2 separate regions of the Mus musculus genome follow, and region 2 is linked to region 1. Evidence: chromatin loops called from intact Hi-C (ENCODE). Cell type or tissue: gastrocnemius. All regions are shown on one strand. Links, peaks and the distances in the headings refer to the core of each region. The heading gives the core; the rest is flanking DNA. Region 1 overlaps Ptprq (protein tyrosine phosphatase, receptor type, Q). Region 2 holds the start of Myf6 (myogenic factor 6).

What was found. A loop is a pair of places that touch in the nucleus more often than their neighbours do. Peaks named below come from ENCODE experiments on the same cell type or tissue, not always from the same donor. Only the 100,000 strongest peaks of a DNase experiment are listed, where the experiment ranks them.
Region 2: it touches region 1 in a loop (6-fold over the local background); 2 of 42 quality-filtered maps call a loop at or near these places.

What each region holds. Positions count from the first base shown.
Region 1 is chr10:107,562,584-107,574,276 of GRCm38, reverse strand. Ptprq (protein tyrosine phosphatase, receptor type, Q) reads left to right here. Exons shown (of 45, transcript NM_001370987.1): 33 at 1,242-1,315; 34 at 8,337-8,436; 35 at 11,014-11,142. The region is part of intron 1 of Gm36177 (a long non-coding RNA gene); the gene reads right to left. Among named protein-coding and RNA genes, the nearest start is that of Gm36177, 73 kb to the right of the region's middle. In gastrocnemius, for the core only: no CTCF peak of the experiment used is centred there; no DNase peak of the experiment used is centred there; H3K4me3 peaks cover 39 bases; H3K27ac peaks cover 1,827 bases.
Region 2 is chr10:107,487,225-107,498,917 of GRCm38, reverse strand. Myf6 (myogenic factor 6) reads left to right here and starts at 4,195. Exons shown (of 3, transcript NM_008657.3): 1 at 4,195-4,732; 2 at 5,017-5,107; 3 at 5,446-6,070. The coding sequence starts at 4,214. The coding sequence ends at 5,564. Gm36177 (a long non-coding RNA gene) reads right to left here and starts at 3,650. Exons shown (of 6, transcript XR_872011.1): 1 at 3,592-3,650. In gastrocnemius, for the core only: no CTCF peak of the experiment used is centred there; DNase peaks (open chromatin) are centred at 4,540, 4,957 and 5,463; H3K4me3 peaks cover 2,500 bases; H3K27ac peaks cover 2,500 bases.

The DNA of each region.
Region 1 (11,693 bases), core at 5,765-8,264:
TAATGTTTTTCAAATAGTGTTGGTTCATGATTTTCGTCAAAAGGGAGCAAGATATTACTCACTAGATATAGATGATTGATTTTTCCTCATGCTACCATAGTCCTAAATTCTTGTTTTGTAAATTTATTTTCCTAGAATAAATTATTACTCTTTCATAACTACTTGATAAAATATTTGGAAAAAGATAATGGGCCATGAAAATTGTTTTTCTTTTATAATTATAGGCCAATTACTTTGAAAAATATTGACACAGATATTCTCAATAAAATTCTTTCAAAAAGAGTTCAAGAACACATCAAAAAATTATTCTCCCTGATCAATTAAGCTTCATCTCAGAGATATAGGGATAGTTCAACATATGTAAACAATAAATGTAGCTTATCACACAAAAAGACTCAAGCACAGAAACCACATTACCTCTTCCTCGGTTACAGAAAAAAAAAAGGGGGGGGGGCTTTGAAAAAATCAAGAAGCCACTCATGATAAAACCCCGGTGAAAGTAGGTATACAAGAGCCATACTTCAACATAATAAAAGCAATATACAGGGAGCACGTAGCCAAAAATAAAATAAAACCTCCATGCATTTCCACTAATTTTGGCAACATGACAGGTTGTCCACTCTCTCCATAGCTATTCAACCTAATATTCTAATATTTGAAGTCTTAACTAGAGCAATAGAGGGGACAGGTATGGGGAAGGATTCTAGAAGGAGGTGACCTGAACAGGGCAGTGAATAGGATAAAAAAAAAAAAAAAGACAAGTGAATAAGATAACAGGGATACAAATAAAAAAGGAAAAAAAATCAAAGTATCCTAGTTTTTATATAATATGATTATGCCCTTTAACATGTCATAAGAAAACTCCTATAACTGATAAAAACCTTCAAAAACATCATCAGGCTTGATGCCCCAGTGTAGGGGAATGCCACGGAGGTGAGGTGGGAGTACGTGGGGGGGGGGGGCTCATAGAAACAAGGGAAGGGGGATGGAATGGGGGGTTGCAGAGGGGAAACCAGAAAAGAGGATAACATTGGAAATGTAAATAAATAAAATATCCAATAAAAAGTTGTGTGTGGAAAACAAAAATAATCAAACTCTCAGGGTACTAAAATCGGCACCCAAAATATCAGTAGCTTTTCTAAGCACAAGCAGCTACCTGTTCATAAAGAAATCAGGAAACAATGCTGCTCACTGTTGCCTACAAAATACCTTAGAATGAATCTTTATTTATTTTTTTATAGGTTTAAATTTAGAGCCACAAATGTCATGGGACAATTTACTGACTCTGAGTACTCTGACCCTATTAAAACTTTAGGTAAGATTTCATAGTTTATCTCTAATTTCTATTTTTCCTATGTATGTGTGTGCGGCATCTGTGCATTTGTATATGCATGTTTACCTGTGTGAGGTGCGTAGTTATACAGGTGAGGGTGCACTTGTGTCCAGGTGCATATGGAGGGTGGAACATCTACTCCATTTATTGTGCTAGGGTCTCTTGCTGAGTTTAGAGCCGGCAGACTTTGCCTATTGAAGTTTCCTCCACAGGTCTTGCATTGGGATTAGAGGCTATCATCATACAGGCTACTCTTTTAACATGGACTCTGGCGATCCAAAATTTGGTTCTTGTGCATGCAAGTCAGACACTAACCACCAAACTGTCTCTCCAGCCTTCACCTATGATCTCAGTGTGTTTCTTTGATGGTAACAGTTATTAAATGTTCAGTAAAGACATTAAATCATGGATTGATAGTCTTTAGTATGAGTCTTTTTTAAAGTTAACCAACTTTTTAAAGGAAAATGATGTCTTCAATATTCTTTGAAAAGATTATTTCTTCCACTGTTCACATCTGGCTATAAGCCTGGTTAAAGTGTTGGTTCCTTGATGATATTCTAAGTAAAAAGGTATTTGGTGCTTTAAATATATATATGTCTCATATGTTATAATATAATTAACATAGTTAATGTATATAATAAATACAATACAAGGTCTTCATAACAGAGAAATCATCTGATAATTTTCACTAGAAAAATTTTCAAAACTACTTTTTTCTCTCTCCTCTCCTCTCCTTTCCTTTCCTTTCCTTTCCTTTCCTTTCCTTTCCTTTCCTTTCCTTTCCTTTCCTTTCTTTTCTTTTCTTTTCTTTTCTTCTACTCTCTTCAGCTTTTCAGTCACATCCTTACGATGTTGACACAATGTCAGTCATGCCAGGAATGGGAGACACTAGGTTGAGTGATAATTTTTACTCCAAATTACAAATGAGGGAACCCAGACCCACACTGTTTAAATCATTGTTTAGCTAGGATGCCAACATTTTAGCCCACGATTCTATAACTACTGTGCTACAAAAGAAGGTTTAAGACCTGGATTTTAATCTTATCTCTGTGATAGGAATAATAATTTAATTCCTATAAGTATGTATTCCTTTTAGAAACTTAAAAATATATTATTTTAAAGCTTTTTTGAAACCTTAAATAAAATGATGTGTAAAGATTCAAACTTTTAATGCTTATATTGTTCAATGTTTAATGACTTTTAAAGTTTTAGATTTATTTATTTTATGGGTAGGAGTGGTGTGTGTGTGTGTGTGTGTGTGTGTGTGTGTGTGTGTGTGTGTATCATATGCATCTTTGGTGACCACAGAGGTCAGAAGAGGGTATCAGGCTCCATGGAACTGGAGTTACAGATGATTGTGACCATTATGGGAGTACTCAGAACCAATCTTGGGTTCTCTGCAATAAAAAGTGCTCTTCACCACCGAATCATGTCTCTAGCCCCCAATAGCTTCTTTTGATGGGTTATAATCAAAGACTTTAGAGGGATTTTTACTTTATTGACTTCCTACAGTTTCACTCAAAGAATCACAGATTTTTTTAAAAAATTATTTGTGGTAGGGATTCAAAACTTCTAAGCTACCTAACAAAACACTAAGGTGGGTACATCTCTGGAATATTACTTGAACATGTACGAAGTTAATGTAGGGCACTGATCTTGGTGATCCATCAGTACATCATGAGCTACAGCATAATTCAGTGAGAACTGTAGGGACAGAGCAGTGGATTTTCCCACCACTTTCAGAGGGTCTCATCAGACTGTGGAGGTATTAGCTGGGTAAAGAACCAGCCGCTGTCATGTCTACATAGGAAAAAAATACATACTTAAGAATAGAGTCCAAAGGTGTGTTACATACAGGTTTGTTTGAATAACAAATCTCTTATGTTAAAGCATTGACCTAAAATAATTGTCTTGGCTAATTGTACCCAATAAATGTAATTTTGAGACAGGCTGATTTGACTTGTGGTTTTGTAATTGTGAAATATTTCCTCATTTAACTGCTGATAGCAAAATATGTGTTCTGTTGTCAGCAAGATGATCAGAATTTGTCAGCAATTCCTGCCGTTAAGTAGTGCTTGTTCTGGTATATTTCCTAATGGAAGATAAAAGACAGAAAGAACTCAAGTACCTTCAGGAGATAATATTTTATAGAGAAGAGCGGGGAGGAGAAATGGTTGCTGTCTGGGTGTCATGTACCTAGCCTGTTACTAGACAGATGGGTTTGTGTAGATTATCAATTGAAGACCAGGCTCAATCATTTGAGTGAGAGGGAAAGTTAGGACATCAGAGTGACAAGATGAGAACTGCCCTAAGAAGGGAGATAGTCAGAAACCAGGAGCCACATAGTCTGAGAACGTGGCTACTCACACTTTTCCAGAGCGAGCATCATCTAGAACACAGTTTCAAGGTACTTTTCAACAATGGCTTTCTTTTAATTCCCTCTATTTACAACCAAGCGAGGGAGCTGTAAGCACCACTTTCAGAAACCCATACTGATTTTTTTGTCTACTGGAGACATGACAGCTACCACCAAATCCTCCAGACACTAACGGCTACATGCTCTGTAGATGGAGGAGGCCTGTGGCATGTGAATGGTGTGGAATGAAAGAAGGTCAGGCTGCCATAAAGGCCACAGAAGAAGGGGCCAGCCGGACATAGGCTGAACAAAGCAAACAGAGAACCAATGGGCTGCTAATAAACGAAGAGGCTTCCATGGTCCTATTAACTAAATTCTCAAAGTGCAATGTGATATTCCTATATCAGTGATGTAAAGACAGCCTTTGGGGACTCTCTCTTAGACTAACCTTTTAGGGGCTTCCTCCTGATGCGCAGTGGTTTTATAATTGGCGTTTGCCCCATAATGTTTAAGTATCTATTAAAATAGGGACAGATGAAAGAGAAGATATTAGTAGAGGCCATGGAATGAAATAAAGTACTCTTGGCAAAAGAGCATGGCAAAGATGATAAAGTAGAAGGACTCAAAAAAGAAATAATATTGATTGTTTCAGTAATGAGAAGAGGCCCACAGATGGAACTCATCACTGTGCAACTTGGGGCAAACGAAGAGACATGTACTCGCAATAATGCCTTTGTGTAACCAGATAATGACAAAGGGAGACTGAGTCATTTTTTGTCTCAGTGATGCCATGCATCAGGACAGATGACATCATCGCAGCACACTAGTGGAACTCAACACTGTTGACAAGCCTGCCGAAGGCATATGCGTGAATGCAATCCTGGGCTTCAGTGGAATGAGGGCATAGTCCCATCCAGTTTATCCAATCATGGTGCTTTGGCAGTTCATGCTGGTAGCAGTTGGACCCTTCATGGGTTAGCATATAGGATTTAAAGGAGCAAGATAAAGTGCATCTTGTACCAACTAACTAGAAGTGGTTATAATTTAGTGAAAAGCTGACCTTGAAGAGGATCTTTATGGCCTGCACTGGTAAATGGGAAACGACGTATGTCACTTTAATTACAGTTATTTGATTTTTGTTTTTACTTTAGATTGAACATTAGCACCACCACCCCCATTCTCATGGGGGGCATGAGCTTTCAGGCCTTTTAAGCCTTCCTAAGACACACGAGTTCGTGGACACTGCTTGTAGACTGTATTTTGGGGGGGAGGTTTAATTGCAGAAGGTTTCTGTAACTTGAAAACCAGACGTCCCTGTCTGTACCTTTCAGAGGCCTTGTTAAAGCAGTTACCTTTCAGAGGCCTTGTTAAAGCAGTGTAAGATGAGATGCCAAACTGCACAGCAAAGGCAATCTCTGATGGTTTTATTTTTGTTGTAACACTTCTCATTTAATTACTATGGAAAGAATGTCCCCATTGTAATCAGGCTGAGAAAGAGAAAAGGGAAGTGATGGATGTAGGTGTGTGTGTGTGTGTGTGTGTATGTGTGTGTGTGTGTGTGTGTGTGTGTGAAAGAGAGAGGAGGGAGGGACCAGGGACAGGGAGAAGGACAGGGACAGGAAAGGGGAGAGGAGGAGGGAGAAGGAGAGGGAGAGAGAATATGTGTTACTATGACTTATCACATTCTTCCAAGATAGTGGTGAAGTAAAGGGGACGTTTATCTAGTTAGTAAGACAGTATTAATATGGGGTGAACCCCACAAACTGTACCGTCAGACTGAAATATTTCAGATGCTTTTAGTATGTGCTGAATTTAGATAACCTCGATAGCTGTGAAAATGCCCAGCGTATTTAATTTCTAAAAATCCTATTTCTACAGTGACAGTGCTAAAACGTACTTCATAAATCAACTGGGAGATTAGTTCGGATTAGGAAACGAGTGTACGAATATGAAATGATTACTAACAAAGACACCTGTCACTGCCACACAAATTCAAAACTGGGAGGTAGCTTTAGAAATGAAGCCCTGTGTCCATTTCATAGCTTGCATTCCTACAGGTAATACTAACTCATCAGTGAGAAACCTAGTGCAGTGGGTTTTACGCAGTGAAGACATGGCAGGATCAGCTTTCAGATCCAGGCAGCATGACTCTGGGCGGTGTCCTGTTAACCACTGTCCTACACTATTGGAAAACATCACTATGTCCTGAAGCTGCCTCCAATTTCAATGTGGTTGGATGCCTCTACTTGTGGCCCTGGGCCACCTTCTCTTCTGAATGTTTAAAGTTATTTCTAGCTTTTCTCTCTTCTTACCATCTTGTCTTGAGTTTTAAGGTCACCATCTCATTAATAAACATGTTGTGGAGGTATGTTTTGACACTGGCTTTTAATTATTTTAACAATGAATAAATCCTCCCCCATCCCTTTCTCATAGTCTAGTAAGCACTGTTTATCTCCTGGAGGGAAATGGTCTTGTAGATCATTTCAAGACATGCTTATTTTTAAATGAAATGGCTGACCATTAGGGCAGTACCTATTTTGAGCTTTATAATAATGCCACTGTATGTACATTTAAATTAATGTTGGCAAAATAAGTCTGAGTGTAATAGCTTACTGTCCCAGCCTGGCTGCCTGAATGTGATTCACAACTCATACTCAAAGGAAAGGGCCAAATCCCAGAAGTTGTTCTACTTCCACTAGCTTGCCTTCACATACTCGTGTGTACACACACACACACACACACACACACACACACACACACACATATACACACACACATACACATACTCACATACACATACACACCAAGGCACTTTAAAAATAATAATGTAATAAAGTTAACTTTCAGTTAACTCCTCATACTGTTTTTTAATATCCCAAAAGACTAGTAGTTTAATAAGAAACAAAGGACATATATTAGCTCTAGGAGCTTAGACAGAATAATTCCAGTCAGAAGGTAATAGTTGGGAAAAATGAGTGCTTTTTATTGTACTTTTCTAAATTACAGTACTGGAATATACCAGACAAACAAGATACTGTAATTAGCAGACAGTAAGTCTAGTGAAGAAGTGGCCTGTGAGTATCATGAGGGAAGTCATGTAAAAGAATGTCACTTTGTATGACAGAGTTTGGAGAAATGACCTCACTCATGAACAGAAGTGATTCAGAAAGCATACCCGACTATCATGGTACACTGTGTCCCCTCCTGAGGGCACTTTTGCAATACATGCACTCACAGGATGACATGTTGTTTATTAATATATTATATGTCATTTCCTCACTTGGGTCAGTGCTTTGAAATGGTAATCTAGTCTGAAATTTCACTTTGTGGTCTAGGAAAACTGAGTTCTAAGGCTGTGTCTCACTATCACCTGATCAACAAGATTCCTCTTCTGTCTTCCTTTGGCAAGAATATTACATGTATCATCTTAAAATTATAAACCAAAACACTGATATTTTAGGAAATAAGAAGGTGTACTTAGTATCCAATGGGATACTTGGTCTTCTAGCATCCTTTAAATGAAGCTGGGTATACTAAAGACTGTGAAACTCTGATGACTATTTAAAACTCAGTATTCACTCAGCTAGACCATGAAAATCAATAGCTGCAGAAACCTGATAACATTGTATAATCAACAATCTAGCAGAAAAAGATAAAGCTTTAATCTTTGCCTATATTTCAGACATAGAACTGAGACTATTTATAGTCACATGAGTTAAAATTTTCCCCAAATAACGTCTATGAGTGTGAACTTTTCTATATGAGTTAAAGAGACAAATGCATTTATTTTACAATAATTCATTCAGAGATGGTTGAGCAATCCCTTGCAAGATATGAGATGATCAGGGGCCATAGAAAAGGTTTAGTGGCTTAAAAAGTGCCTTGCTACACTGTAGAGGAGAAGAGCTAAGTGCCTAGCACTCATATAAGGCTGTCATTCCATTCCAACTATACTTGGAACTTAGTTTGTTCTTTAAACATTTTGTTCTTTTCTCACATTGAAATTCTTGCATCTATAAGAGATTGTGGTTTCACTTAGTAAAGATCATCTGTATATACATAATATATATTTATGCATAATATATTAAGGCTAGTACCAATGGGCAGTAACCTAGCAAAGAGAGATTCAAAATGTGACTCTAAGGTTTCTGTTTGACCAGCACAACTAGAGTAATGGAGTTTTCCTCAACTGAGAGTAGGAATCAGTAGAAAATAGAAAATATCACATTTTGGACATACACATTTTAAATTATACCCATAATTCCAAGTAAAAAAATATCTGGCAGGTAATTACACAGAGAAGACTGAAGTTTACTAGTAAAAATAAAATAAGTTATTTATCATATAAAATCATTTATCATATAAAATAAGTCATTTATCATATAAGTGGAAACTTAAAGGACAAGGCTGAATGAGCTCAGAGGGGAATAAAGTTTATATGGGGAAAACGTAAGGACCGAACACCCAAACTAAAAGGAAGAGGAAAGGAAGGAGGAAGAGGAGGAGGAGTGGGAACAGGAGAAGGAGGCAAATTTAATTTGTTATGCTGGGTCTCTTAGGTGATATGCCAAGACATAGTGTCTGTGGTTTGAGATGCAAGATGGAACCCCAGGGCCCTGTTAGTGATCATGTTTCACTCATTCTCAGGTGAAGGACTTTCAGAAAGAACCGTGGAGATCATACTGTCAGTCACTTTGTGTATCCTCTCAATCATCCTCCTTGGAACAGCTATTTTTGCATTTGCAAGGTAAGAGATGTCCCAGAATGCTCTGGGTGCTTTACATCTCTCATAGACCAATCAAGAAACAGCAACACAGTTACAACAGTGGGAAATGCTTTTGTTTTGTTTTTCTTCAATTTGTGGAATACTCCAACCTATCTAGAATACATACTCTGATGTTTCACAGTATACATACATTCGGAATTGAACTGATCTAGCCTTAAAGAAGTCAATCCTGATATTTTGATAGGAAAAGTTTTGATATAAATGCTGAGGAGAACAGGAATAAAGGAGAACTTAAAGGGATCAGAGCCAAGGATGCATCCAAGTAACCAGTATCATTAGATTAGAAAGAGGAGACAGTAAGAGAGCTAAGAGCCAAGGAAATCTCCCAACATAGTCATGGAATGGCTATTACAGGCACATACAACCTCTCACTGTCAAGCGAGGCATGACAGAGAGAAAGCCACTGTTTGCAGAAGTCACCCATCCTTATTGGAGGGTAGGAGGTTACATTTGCTTGTAGATACATCTCATTTATACAGAATGGTTTGGGAAGATTGGGATTTTGTGTAATTTTTGGCTAAGGAAATGGGCAGAGAGGCAATAAGAACTCCTTAGGTGTGTTGCTGGAGGACCCACATGTAATATTAGAGTGTCAGTACCAGTCAGATATGTGGATGCACTCCTTTAATCTGGAGGGAGAAGCGGGTGGATCTCCATGAGTTCAAGGCCTACCTGATCTACATAGTGAATTCTAGGTCAGACAGGGTTATAACATGAGACCCTGTCTAGGTAGGTAGGTAAGTAGATAGATAGATAGATAGATAGATAGATAGATAGATAGATAGATAGATAGATAGATAGATAGATAGATAGGTAGATAGATAGATAGATAGATAGATAGATAGATAGATAGATAGATAGATAGATAGATAGATAGATAGATTTAAACAAAACACTACCAGAGCCCAGAAAGACAGCAACTCCCTGATGTCACTCTACTATAGTGCTCCTATGGACAAAGCCTAGCATTCCAGTGGGTGACAAAGAAGAAATGAAATTAGGGACCATTCAGTTATCACAGAGGACAAATTTAGAGACAACAAAGTAAACCTACTCAGAGTCACTATAAATATATATTTTTTTTCTACTAGTTTTCTAAATAGCTCTAAGGCGATCCCTGTAGTTTAGACACCATGCTCCATCCTTTTTATCTTGAGTCTCTTAGGTCAGCCTTTGAGTGTATGATCTGAAAGTATCTCTTAGAAGACATCTTCCCTGTGTCCCATACTGTTTTCAGATTCTGCCAGAAGATAGCTGGAGAAAGTCACTATTCTAGACAATTAAAAAGAACTTACATTTTAGTAAGCGTTTTGGTAAATAATCAGAATGACCTCAGCGCAAAGCGGTGGCCTCTACCAACAGGAAAATGCAGAAAGAGTATTGTATGATATATGGGTCTTAGCAATCAGAAGTGCGCATGTTCAGTGTTCAAATCATTGTTTGCTCTAAGTGCACGTTTGACTTCTGGCATTTGTTTTCTGGTGAGCCCTGTAGGGAATGGAAGGGCTCTCCTTGTTCAGCACTGCCTCCCAGTCAGTATCTTTATCCAGCCAAAGGGGATCTGTTCTCAGGTGAATATCAAGCCTTATGATTTCTGACACCTTGCTTTGAATCAGTCTGTCTATATGTGCTCTCTCCCCATCTGGCTGCAGAGCACCTAAGTCAAAGTGGGCTTGCCCTCTGAATGCTAATAACTGTAATCCCTTAAAATGCTTCACCAAGGAATCAAGGACTGCCTCCTGAGTTTAGCTTCAATACTTTTCTGTGTTTTATATGCATTTTGGACATACTCAACTGTGTAGTATTTTGGAGGACGGCGTCACATTTTATGTTCTCAAAATCATGCTAGACATCGATGTTTATCATAGATAACACATGTAAAGTATTAATGATTGATGCAGAGCCAAAATAGTGCCTTGCTATATGTTATACTACACCTTGGAGAAGTGAGTAGATAGGGGCCTTAAATAAAAAAACTCATTGGGGCCAGGTTTAATAGCTCATTCCTTTAATCCCATTATTCTGGAGGCAGAGACAAGAGAGTTTCTATGAGTTCAAAGTCAGCCAGGTTTAACTAGAGAGTTCCAGACCAGCCAGAACTATAAAAGGAGCTGTCTTAATAATTAATAAAAAAATTGTTAGGTTTTCAGGATTGAATTAACCAATTTTGAACCGAACCCTGACTTTTCTGATCATAAATTAGAGATAGTATTTTATTCCTCCTATATCCATAAAAATTAAATAAGATAATTTAAAAAACCAATTTCCATATTTGTTACACGTAAAGTTTTCCATTATAAGAAACAATGACGCATTGATTTCGAACACCGATATTCATTTTCCTCAGCTATTTCCATTTCCTTTTTCCTTTTTGTGATTAAATGAGGAAGCAGCTAAAGGGAGTAGGGGCAGGTCACATCCAAGGAAAGAAATATTTGTCTGAATGGCTTTACTTTAACAAAAGAAAAGATGCCAACCCCATCTACCAGGCGCTTTCACGGTAGTGCCTGCACTCACTGTGCGGCTCTCTGGTTTCAGAATCAGACAGAAGCAGAAGGAAGGTGGTACGTACTCTCCTCGGGACGCAGAGATTATTGACACTAAATTCAAGCTGGATCAGCTCATCACGGTGGCAGACTTGGAGCTGAAGGACGAGAGATTAACGCGGTGAGCACACTCCCCTGAGCCAGCAGAGGTTCAGAGGGCCCGGAGCCATGACCCTCTTCTGACCCCATGCTTGTTGGAAGTGTTTGCGGGGCTCCAGTTTACACAGGTCACAGAGATCTTCTTTCAAAGGCTAACCTCCGTCTTCTACACACTTCTCGCTGCTCACACAGACTCCCTTAATCTTCCTAGCATTTTGGGTTCAGTATGAACCGAGCTCGGACTATGACACTCAAAGGAGACTTCTTTATTTTCCTGAGATGAATTAGTTTACCTCATTAAACCTTCAACATTTTGTTTCATAATTCTCATAGAATACTTTCTCCAACTTGTTTTTTTCGAAGTGTCCACAAATAGTTATTGGTTGTCTAATTTGATTATACTTCTACAAATTTGCTTTTGTTTTTATCATTTGTGAGAGTTTTGTTCACAGTTTCTTATTTCAGCATAAAATTACATAAATTTCAAAACTGTATAGGGGATTTACATGTTTAAACCTATTCAGACTTAAGAGACTATGCAAAATAAAAGCATATCACCTTTAGAAAGAGAAC
Region 2 (11,693 bases), core at 4,427-6,926, 74 kb after region 1:
TTGCTCCAAAGATTCTGATCCCTGCCAACACGATACTCGACTTTCTTAAAGGCACATAGTTAAAATCTGCTGCTTACCACATTATCCCGAGACCTTTTCCTCCTTCTCCTTTTCTTAGACAAGAATTAGACACATTCTAATGCATTTGAAAATAATCTTGAATGGCAAATGATAGGATAAACTATTAGAAACATTCTACCAATTACCTAGTAGAAGTTTTTATGATGAATGAACTCAGGTTTTTTTTTTGTTTGTTTTGTTTTTTTGGTTTTTTTTTTTTTTGAGGTGGTTGCTAATAACATATATTCTTATTACTATTTATGTGCTCCAATTTTTTAAAAAAGACATAGTTTAGCTATTTAAAGTGGGATACTTTGAATTTACACCAACCTATCTAGTTGCTAAAATCTGTATCTCCCTCATGTTCATGGAGAAGTAATATAATCGCAATTACAAGCCTCTCACATTTTGTAAAGAGTTTGAGTTCTGAACACTACTTAGTTGTTTGGAATGGGTGCATATTTTCCCACTAAGCTAATCTGAAGGGACAGTTGTTGCTCATGCTAGGATTTTCTTTTCTTATGTCCCCTTTCTAGTCTACAACTTCCAAAACAACAAACAAATGAACAAACAAATATTAGTGAATAAAGTACGAAGTGAAAGTAGAAATCTCTTTATGTCCAGGAGAACACTGATACTATTTGACTGTACAGCAAACGTTTCCTAACATGGTGGGAAGACGGTTTTACAATTTAGTAGAGAATAATTCAGTAAGAAAAGTCTTAGTTTGCACCCATTCACCGGCTTCCTGAATCTTTTCTATTTATAACTTAGAAACTTTTCCCCCTATATTTATACTGACTGTTTAAAAAAAAGAAAAAAGAAAAAAAAAACAAAGAAGAAAGTGAGAGCTTCCTCAGTCTTTTGGAGGCTTGTGAAACATCCAGTTCACACATCTTAGAGGTAGCGGATTCTATAAATGCCTTTACCTCGGTGAGGCCTTCTGCAGACCAAGCTTTGAAATTCCTTACCTGGGACTCTATCTAGTTTTCGTCCTGTTTTTCTACTAATTCCTGTAATTCCTGGTACTTTATATGCCATGCTATATTTTTATTTTGAGAGCAAATGTGTGATGTGATGTATTTTGGTCTAAATCTACATTCTATAATATTCTAATAAAGTTTAAACTGGCCTCCTAAACATTCAACATTTCTTCATGTTGAAAACTCTTAATGTCTTCTACTGTGTGCATTTGGGTGCATGTATATGTAGGATAAAGCCAACTTCTGATACTTTATTTCTTCATTCCCCTCCTTTGTTTGTTTGTTTTGTGAGACAAAACCCCACTCTTGATACTAGAGACCACTGATGTCTTCCCTTTTCCTGCTTCCACTGGCGGGTCACCAATCCTCACAGAACCTCTTGTCTCCATCTTCTTCAGTGCCAGGTTTACCTACAGGAATGTACCACCCTGCTCAGCATTTTACATAGAACTCAAGTCTTCATTTCACACAAGGGGCAGTTTCCCCTCTGACCTGTCTCTAGACCCTTCTACCTGGCTCTCTAGACCCTTCTAGACTCATTGTTTTCTATGGTCCCCAGTTAATGCGGTTGCATACCAGGCCTTCTTGTCCCTTTGTCAAAGTAATTAACTTTCTGGATTTAAATTGCACAAGAAGACATAAAATTATTAGAGTTATGAGAAGAGGGCTCAGGACACTTTTAATTCAGTGCCTGCTGGTCAAGCTTTTCACTTATCCTACTCAATATTGCTGCATTTTAAAAGTGATTTCACAATTTTTAAAGTTGTAATTTTTTTATAACAAACCAAAAATACAGCCATTTTTTTTCTGCCCTTATACAAACCTAAGGAGAGGCTATGAGAAATTTAGATGTTATGTATGGACAAATGTCTTTCAGGTTCCCCTCCCTTTACCCTCCCGCCACCCCCCCAACACACTCCAATTCCAGCCCCCCCCCCCTTTTTGCCTTCTTTCTTCTGCTTCCATCCCTTTGTCAAACTAATTAATTATTCTGGATATAAATCCCCTAAGAAGAGATAAAATTATCAGAATTATGAGAAGACAGAGCAGGAGACCATTTTAATTATTTGAGTAACAATGCTATATGATTCCTTTCTTCAAAGGTTAACTTTTCAAATTGTTTTCTATGTATGAGACAGCATAACATGTAGCTAATAACAGAAGTTCATGCTCTATAAGAAAAGCTAGATTGGACTCTGAGTTGCCGAAGCATTCAGTCTACAGCCTTAATCTTGGTGACCAGGCAGCTAGAGGAAATAACATAATAAGTATTGCATTCTTCTTCCTCTTTCTAGTGCTTTCTACCACCCCAGAGTGTAATGATGACTCTCTGTCTTGATAAGGAACTCACAGCTACACAAGAACAAATACACAAAACTGGCCCAAACAGCTTATAGTTAACACTCAAAGATGAGCTCTCAATGGAGGTTGAGAAGAACTAAATAAAGTGTCTTGGGTTAAAATTTTAACTTATTCCTAAATGATATGAAAGTGATTTTTGCACGGATTTTACTGTTTTAATAATTTAGTTTAGTTTTTCAAAAAGGAAGCCAGAGGGAACACAACCCAACCAATGCTTGAGGTAGAATAAGTTCTTATACTTTCCATTCACTTTTTGGGGTATCTACTAAAAAGTGAGACTTTTATCTCCAAAGCTGCTTACTGGTAGTGGAAGTACTCTCTCCAGAATTCTCAAGAAGGATTGAAAATCAAAGAAAGAGGAACAAACATTTAGGGGAGGAGAGAATAGCCAGAGAGAGGGGGCAACACCAGCTGTAGTTTATTTGCCTTGAAATGCTTAGTCCCAACATTTTTATGTTATATTATGGTTTATGTTAAACATTAGTGAACTAATGTTTACTGCATGGCTACATGCACATGAGTCATGTGCGATAATATTTTATTGAACGCTTACCCAAACTCTGTAAGACAACCACTATCATCTTGAAGTATTTCAAAGAGTACTTATCTATAGACACAGAAATAGAAGTCAACACAGCTAGGACTGAAAGAGAGTTCTTTGAAATCTGAGAGCTCTCTATACTTCATTTTTTGCATTAGGAACGACATGCTAATGTGTTGGACTATGGGCACTATACAATAAAAAAACATTTGTTTCATCACATGTGCCTTATCTTCTTACTTTCTCATCTGAATCCTAAGCAACCAACTTTGGTGGAGTCAATGGATAGCGAGAATGTGAATAAAACTTGGTACAGAACCTTTTGTTATTTCAAGATACATTTGAACTATCAATCAACTGCTGTGTTTCTTGTTTTTAACCGCAACTATTTTAGGGTTTTATTCCATGTTTATTTTCCTTCTGTGTCTCAGTCCTCCCTTTATATGCTATTGCTCCAACTGGAAAAGGAAGCAGAATTCATATTTTAATTGCACTATCTAAAATAACAGGTAGCCAAGGAAGGTCACTGTGAAAGAATCCTGAGTCACTTCATACAATAGCATGGGATGTGAGCACCCTTCACCCACTCCCCAACTCCCACCTCATCTTACAGATGTAGTAAAAGAGAGGAAAGAGATTATTTACCTGCTTCTATTGAAGCTGAGGCCTGAAAGTCATATGTAACCTTTGAAGGACTGGTAATGGTTTTAATCACAGGGATAGCATCTTTTTGACAGGCAGAACAGAGTAAGGAGCCGAACCTCACTGGAAATATTAATGAGGCTATTTTGGAGCAATGGCTATTGCCTATGAAATCTCTCATCATGAGTCTATACTTAGAATTCAGTTGAACTCTGGAGGGAGGGGAGCAGAGCAGTGTTAATCCCCAGTTGTTTTTGAAGTTGCCTGGTTAGCAGGTTAGTGTCGGAACTGTCCAAAATGGAAGCACCGAATGCTTTCGGCACTGTGACTATCTGTGTGTATTTTTGTTTTTAACCTGTTTGTCTTATGGACGGTCACATTCACTCTCAGAGGTGATATTTCTCCGTTTTCTTTCAAACTAGATGTTCTAGGGAGCGCTCGCTGTAATCACTTTGGGAGACTGATGCTCCATGACAGCTAGAAGTTGGATTGAGTTTCAGTAGCTACTATATATAAAGCTGGGTCGACTTATGTCACCGCACTAATTAAATGCCATCTGGGTGGCTCCTCTGGGTTTTTGAGTCCATCACCCAGATCAGATCAGTCAGAGGCCAAGGAGGAGAACATGATGATGGACCTTTTTGAAACTGGCTCCTATTTCTTCTACTTAGATGGAGAAAATGTGACTCTTCAGCCATTAGAAGTGGCAGAGGGCTCTCCTTTGTATCCAGGGAGTGATGGTACCCTATCCCCTTGCCAGGACCAAATGCCCCAGGAAGCCGGGAGCGACAGCAGTGGAGAGGAACACGTTCTGGCTCCCCCAGGCCTGCAGCCTCCCCACTGCCCTGGCCAGTGTCTGATCTGGGCTTGCAAGACTTGCAAGAGAAAATCTGCCCCCACAGATCGTCGGAAAGCAGCTACCCTGCGCGAAAGGAGGAGACTAAAGAAAATCAACGAAGCCTTTGAGGCCCTGAAGCGTCGGACTGTGGCCAACCCCAACCAGAGACTGCCCAAGGTGGAGATTCTGCGGAGTGCCATCAGCTACATTGAGCGTCTACAGGACCTGCTGCACCGGCTGGATCAGCAAGAGAAGATGCAGGAGCTGGGCGTGGACCCCTACAGCTACAAACCCAAGCAAGAAATTGTAAGCCCATATGCGACCAGGGCAGGGAAATGTAAAAGGCCTATTAAAAGTCTTCCTGAGACTGTATCCTCCACCTGCTTGGTGCCTACCCCCTTTCTTGCCCGCCCCTAGCCTCTCTAATGAACCTCCAGTGACCCTAGAAGATAGAGCCCCTGTCCTAAGCAGGAAATGCAGTCTGGCCCAAGAAAGCAGGGGAGACACCCCCAAGCCTCCACCTCCCACCCCTCCTCTCCCCCCTGCGTATTTGTTTCTTTTCTAATCTGCTGCTTTGGTTTTCCTTCCAGCTTGAGGGTGCGGATTTCCTGCGCACCTGCAGCCCCCAGTGGCCAAGTGTTTCGGATCATTCCAGGGGCCTCGTGATAACTGCTAAGGAAGGTAACTTAAAAGAAAGGGCACTGGGCTGTACTGGAAGCATCTAGGCTCAGCACAGCACAGCACAGCACAGCACAGCACAGCACAGCACAGCACAGCACAGCACAGCACAGCACAGCACAGCACAGCACAGCACAGCACAGCACAGCACAGCACAGCATAGCACAGGAGTGCTCTGGCTGAGCACAAAGAGCTCAAAGCTAGCAACAGCCAAATCCGGGCGCTTTTTTTTTTTTTTTTTTCTCTCAGGGATGCAATCCTCCTGCGTGGCCTTGGTAGCCTTCTGTGGGGCACACAGAGGAATGCTACAGGCGCGGTTTGTGTTTGTTCTCTGTGCGCAGGAGGAGCAAACGTGGATGCCTCAGCCTCCAGCAGTCTTCAGCGCCTTTCTTCCATCGTGGACAGTATTTCTTCAGAGGAACGCAAACTCCCCAGCGTGGAGGAGGTGGTGGAGAAGTAACTCAGCCAGCATTTGGAACATTCTTCACCCAGCAGGAAGACCCCCCTTTCCACCTAATCATTTAGATTAGGGCTCACAGATGCCAGCTTTTATGAAAGGCGAGAGATTTAGTATTTAAAAAGAAACTTCTCACCACCTCAAGTGAAAGTCCTTCGCCTTGGGGCTTTTATTATGATACTTATTATTATATCGGAACGGCTAGTAGCTTAGCTCTAGAACCCTGATTTTGTTTTTAGTTTGGTTGGTTTTAATAACATATTAACTTTTACTATGATCACGTGACCCTTTTTTGTCAGTTGCAAACGAAGTTCATTCCTGTCTAAATCAAAGAGAGAACGTTTAATCCTAATAGTATATAATGTACTTTTTGTAAATAGTCTTAGAACTTTCGTTTCTATGTAAACCTAAAGAATATATTTTAAACGTGGATTTAACATTGTATATAAAATGTGTGAAGATCCTGATATTGTAATATTAAAATATTAATACGTTTCTACATGTACAAAGGTGGCCTTAATTTGATTTAACTGTAAAGACTATAAGGACGTGTACAAAAACGAATAGCCATATTTTAACTTAGATACCACATGTGACCACTTATTTGGGCCTCTTCTTTCAGCCTAATTTGTAGGGAGGAAAATGAATTTGGGAGCCGTAATTACAATTAAACTGGGCACTTTAATATTCCATGTAGACTCCTCACTTCTCGTTAGTAGAAGGGAGTATCCAGAAAATGTCTCTTCTCTCCTTTCTGTGGCTTTTCCCCTCTCTTTCTTTGTTTCTTTCTTTGTTTCTTTCTTTGTTTCTTTCTTTCTTTCTTTCTTTCTTTCTTTCTTTCTTTCTTTCTATCCCCCACACTGTTCTATGGTTTGTGATCAGGGTGGGATTTCCTTCCTCTGAAATTTAATTATAAATATACGAAAATCTTTCAAATCTCCCCAAAAGAATTCTTTGTTCATTTCCCTAAAATATATCCAATTAATTGGCCCCATTTATTTATTTTTCGCTCCTTGGTGTTCCAGACTGTTTCCTAGTGTAGATCTAAAGTAGCCAGGACCTACCTGATAGCCGTTTTTCTTGAACTAGACTAGCCCCCAGCAGACTGGAATATCTTCAAGTGCTCTTTGGTTTGAGTTTATTTTCCAAACAGAAAGATAAAAGGGAAGTGCAATCTGTCTCTTGGAGAAGAGTGAACATCCTTGAAAGTGTGTGTGCGGGGGGGGGGGGGGGACTGCTTCAATAGATAGAAGGGTTAAATGCTTGGTAGCAAAAGACAACAACAACACACATGAAACCTCTTAACTGGACCAAACAGCAAAGCCCCAGAGAGAGCCGGAAGCCCCAGGAGCTCTACTCGGTGAAGATTTTACAACGTGTGCCGCTTCTGTTTTTCCTGTAACCTCAGGGGGAAAAAACGACCACCAAGAAACACAGTGGGGAAGAAAGCAGAGCAAAGCACGCCAGGTCTGCTAACCCCTGCCTTCCATCTACCTTTCTGTGACCAGTACTCTCGCTTACCACCCCAGAAAGAACTCCACTGTCTCTCTGTAGCTCTCATGTAAAAGTCAAAGGGAACCAAACATTTGCCAGCCGGGATCCATGTCCTAACCCTCCCTGTGTTGAGTAACGCACAAGTTCCAGAGAGCACCACAGACACTGCACTCTGCAGACAGGCAGCTCTATTTTGCCACCCTTTAAAAACTTTTCTTGGAGCTAGGACATGTTGAGAATCCCTTATCCAAAATGTATAGGTGTTGGAAATATTTCCAAATCCAAGGTTTTCCCGAGTTTGGGATATTTGTGTAAATGTTGAGGTTCAATCTCTCTAATCCAGAAATCCAACCAATACCTAAAACTTTCTGAGCATGAATTGTCAGTGGGAGTGGCGGTGGACGGTAGAAAGGGTGGGTTGGGTGGGTCTTGGAGAATTTTAGAGTTGCTGTACTGTGATTGTGACTGCCTTACCTGTAACTAACTTATTTTCTGATCATATGAAAAGGTCAGAGTGTTTGGTTAAGAATACAGGTATTAACATATAATTCCTTTTTAAAATGTTTGAGAGACACAGGTGGCTGTGTGGCCTAGGAAACTGCCTGAGTCTCTGTGAGGCCTCTTTACCTAACTAAATCTAGACTATACAGCCTGAGCCAATCCCTCTCCCGGTGAGTCCTGATTTCTTGTTTATAAGACAACGGGAGTGAGGCCCTTTCTCAAGGGCCTGTGACAATTCACAGATAGCCCATGAAGACACAAACTGACACTAAGATCAATTCTTTTTATTTTATATTATTAGCAAATCCCAATTGACCATCAACAGGCATGTCACCCCAAACTGTAGCTTCTTGTCCTTGCTGACTCCAGCCAGGAACAGTAATCATACTGAGCAAGAGGATAAGCCATTCTTAGTCTTGTATTAATGCAATCCAACTATAACCAGTGAGAACTACACTTTTTTACTTGGCCATAAGTCAACTATACCCTCAGCTACTTACTATGCATCCAGAAAGATACAAACATCTATGGTCCATAGAATTATTTGGCTCTCATGGACAATCGTTCCTGCAAACCTCTTTCTCCAAGTGCAGTGAACTAGTAAACTCCAGATTACAGCCTGACTTTGAAAACGAAATGCCAGAGCATTCCCTAGTCAAATTACCCAACCAAAATATACGTAACTCAGTCTGGGTGGTCTCCATCTTTACTAACCGTACACATTCTATATCTCTGAATATTTTGTCATCCAAAGGATTTGCCCTAAAATGTACTTCTGTACCGTTATTTTTAAAGACCAGATTCTGTGTGCAATTGATATGTCACAACTCATCAAGTAAATATATTCATCTTAGATTATTTATAAGAAGACTTATAGTTGAACTACTTTGTATCAGAATGCTTTTGTCAACTCCTGGTCTTTCCTTGTTGATGGATTTTATTCAGTCTTTGCAAATCAAATCTTCTTAGCTGGGTAACTTGAGAAATTGTTTGGAGTGAGGTTGCCTATGAAAGACTCTTCATTAAATAGAGAAAATATTTTCCAAAGAGTTCATATGACCTTTGGTGATATAGCTGACATGTTAGGATTTCCAATGAAATCCTTGGTGTGTTTGTGATTTGAACTGTTTTTGTTTGATATTAATGATGATAATCTTTAACCAAGGTCAAAGCCAAAATAAACAAGACTATGGAAGCAGAAAATTAAGATATAATAACTTATTAAAGATAAGGACTTTGGGATTGAACTTAGATCTCCTTTTAGAGATTCATATAATGTCACATATTAAATAATGAGTGGTTTTCTGCTATGCTATTACTGAAATAATTCATAGATATCAAATATCAATAAGCCTTCTAAAGCTAACTTTCATCACCATAGCAGGACCACAGACATTGGGAAAATTTGCTTTTATCAAGTGATCTCAATTCTCTGTCAACTTTTTAAGAGCAACATTTTAAGAGAGAGAGAGAGAGAGAGAGAGAGAGAGAGAGAGAGAGAGAGAGAGAGAGAGAGAGAGTAGGACAGAAATTCAGGGACTCTTAACAACTCTTAGGAGGGCAGGAAAAATCAGGAAGATGACAGTCACACAGTCACTTTTAAAATTATAAAGACATCCCTCTACCATTTATATTCTTCCTTTGGAAACATTTAACTGCTTTTTTTCATTTGGTTCTCATATCACCACATAGAGATTCCAAAAGCACTTAATTTTAAACATTATATTAATTTCATTGTCTGATCATGAGTAAACACTTACACCATGATATTTCTGTCCACAGAAGCCACCAGTTACTTCCACACACTAATGAAATACTTTCAAAGATGATCCTTGGTCCTGGTGGGTTCTGTCTGCAGAAAGAAAGTGTTTTGCAAACCTAACTCTGAGTCATTCTGTAGGATGAGAGGTCCCTACAAAGGTAGGGTGGAAGACACAGGCTACTTCTCTCCTCCTCTCCAGGCTGCTAAATGTCCTTACATAGTCCTTTGATCTCTCTTGGGAGTCTTCGGATTCTAGAGGAGGCCAATGTCTTCCTCAGCTGTCTGGTCCACAAATTCTTCTCACTGCTCTGGCAGGTACTAATGTGTTTACATAGGTGTGCCCAGCTTCCAGAGCTGATAACAATTTAAAATTGTTTAGCACATTGGGATATCCTCTACAACACAGAGAAGCAGAGTTCTGCAGGTAGGGGCAGAAGTGAAGAGAAAGGATTCCACTGTGTATTCGAATATGCGAATATGCGTGTGAGCCTTTCTCATCTCAAGAGCCAGTTTACTTCCCTTTTTCCAGTCTACCTCAGGTTTTTTACCCCCCCCCCACCCCTCTCGTTTTTTTAGCTGTGGCAATGGCTTAAAACTTGTCTCATTTTTTATTCTTGTGGTCTGAGACCCGATTTTCAGCACTTGCGTCCCAAAGGGCCCTCCACACGGACCCCTTCAGCCGTGCTCATTAAGCGGCCCGCGCTTGTGTTTTCCCTGCGTCTTTAGTTCCACTCAGCCTGCTGCTCTCTGGTAAATTTGTTTTGAGATCACCTTACCAAAGACAGCCCTAACCTCTGAGCACTCCTGCTACTGACAAGGGGCCCCCTGAGTGACAGCAGCTTCCCAGTGCAAGAGCCCAGAGAAAAGACACCAGTTTGTAAGCTTTTCTGTTTGGTGAGTCAAGGAAGCCCTCATCCCACCCCTGAACACTGAGTATGAAGCAAGCAGGATCACTTCCAGGGGCTCCGAGCCATTTCTAAAAACAGGGAGATTACTTCAAATCCTGTGTGGACAAGGGTAAATTACTCAGCCCTAGCGTTAAAGTTTACCTAAAACAAACAAACAAACAAACAAACAAAATGGAATCCTTTCAAGTACCAAGTTACTCTGTGAAGATGGTGAGGAACAATAAATCAACCGTGCAGGGCAGATTCGAGGCAGTAGCTATTAGGTACACACAACAGTAAGAGGCTGACTGGGAAACAGTCGGAAGGTCACTCGGCAGCATGGAACTGCTTCCACTTCCACCTTAAGGACCACGTTTGCATCTCCATCACTGGTCTGTTTTAGTTACCCCAAATATGAGACAGAGGTAAGGAAGGTGAAGAGGAAAGATGGGAAGGAGGAAGGGAAGGGGGAAAAAAGAAAGGGATGGAGAGGTGGAGAAGGAAGGAGAGGAGAAACAAAGAGAGAAGGAGCAAGAGGAAGACTATGGTTTTATGTAGAGAAGTTGCTGACCATATCCTCTCTATGAATTTTGCTGTGAATCTGAGGCTGAGAATATCTACCTCTCCAAAACAGCGTCACAGAGGTTCCATGTGTGCTATTTGCTCAATCAGATGCATCCACGGGAGCCTTGTCTTCAGGAGTACGCGTGTGTGTGTGTGTGTGTGTGTGTGTGTGTGTGTGTGTGTGTGTGTGTGTTTAAATCTAGTGTTGTCCCAATATTGTATTCATTTCAAAGGCAGACATTTTTAATCCGGTCCCAATAGGGGTACAGTTGGATTTTTCATTGGCCAATTGATTAAATAGCCCCTCAGTGTGAGACCCACCAGACCTGATTTACAGAAGAAATCTGTCTTCAAGATTACAGGACAGGGTAGAGGGAACAGAGACAGACACAGCTAGCAAGTGCAGTGATTGGCACCTTCTGGTCCCTTCCTTAAAGTCCTTGCCTTCACAGACAGTTATAATGTATCTGGCCCCGATAGATACCAGATCTGTCAGACTTGGCTGCTTTAGAAAAGTCACTCTGAGTCATCGTCGTCGTCATCACCATCATCATCATCACCACTAAAAGGCAGTGTAACACATACACACACACACATACACACACACACACACACACACACACACACACACACACATATACACACACATACAAAGGGTCACTTTGAATCCACAACACTTACTTAATTGGATGACACTCCCAAGTGTGAACAGTCCATTTTTACAACGGGGCTACAAAAAAGAGGTTTAAAGCTCTCAGAGAATTTGTGTTGACCGTAAGTAATGGTGTTTCTTGGATATGAATAACATCTCCCCTCTCACGTGATCTGAAAGCGGATCAACAGTGGAGAAGAAATCATAAAAGCTGAGGAATAGGCTGAATATATATATATATATATATATATATATATATATATATATATATA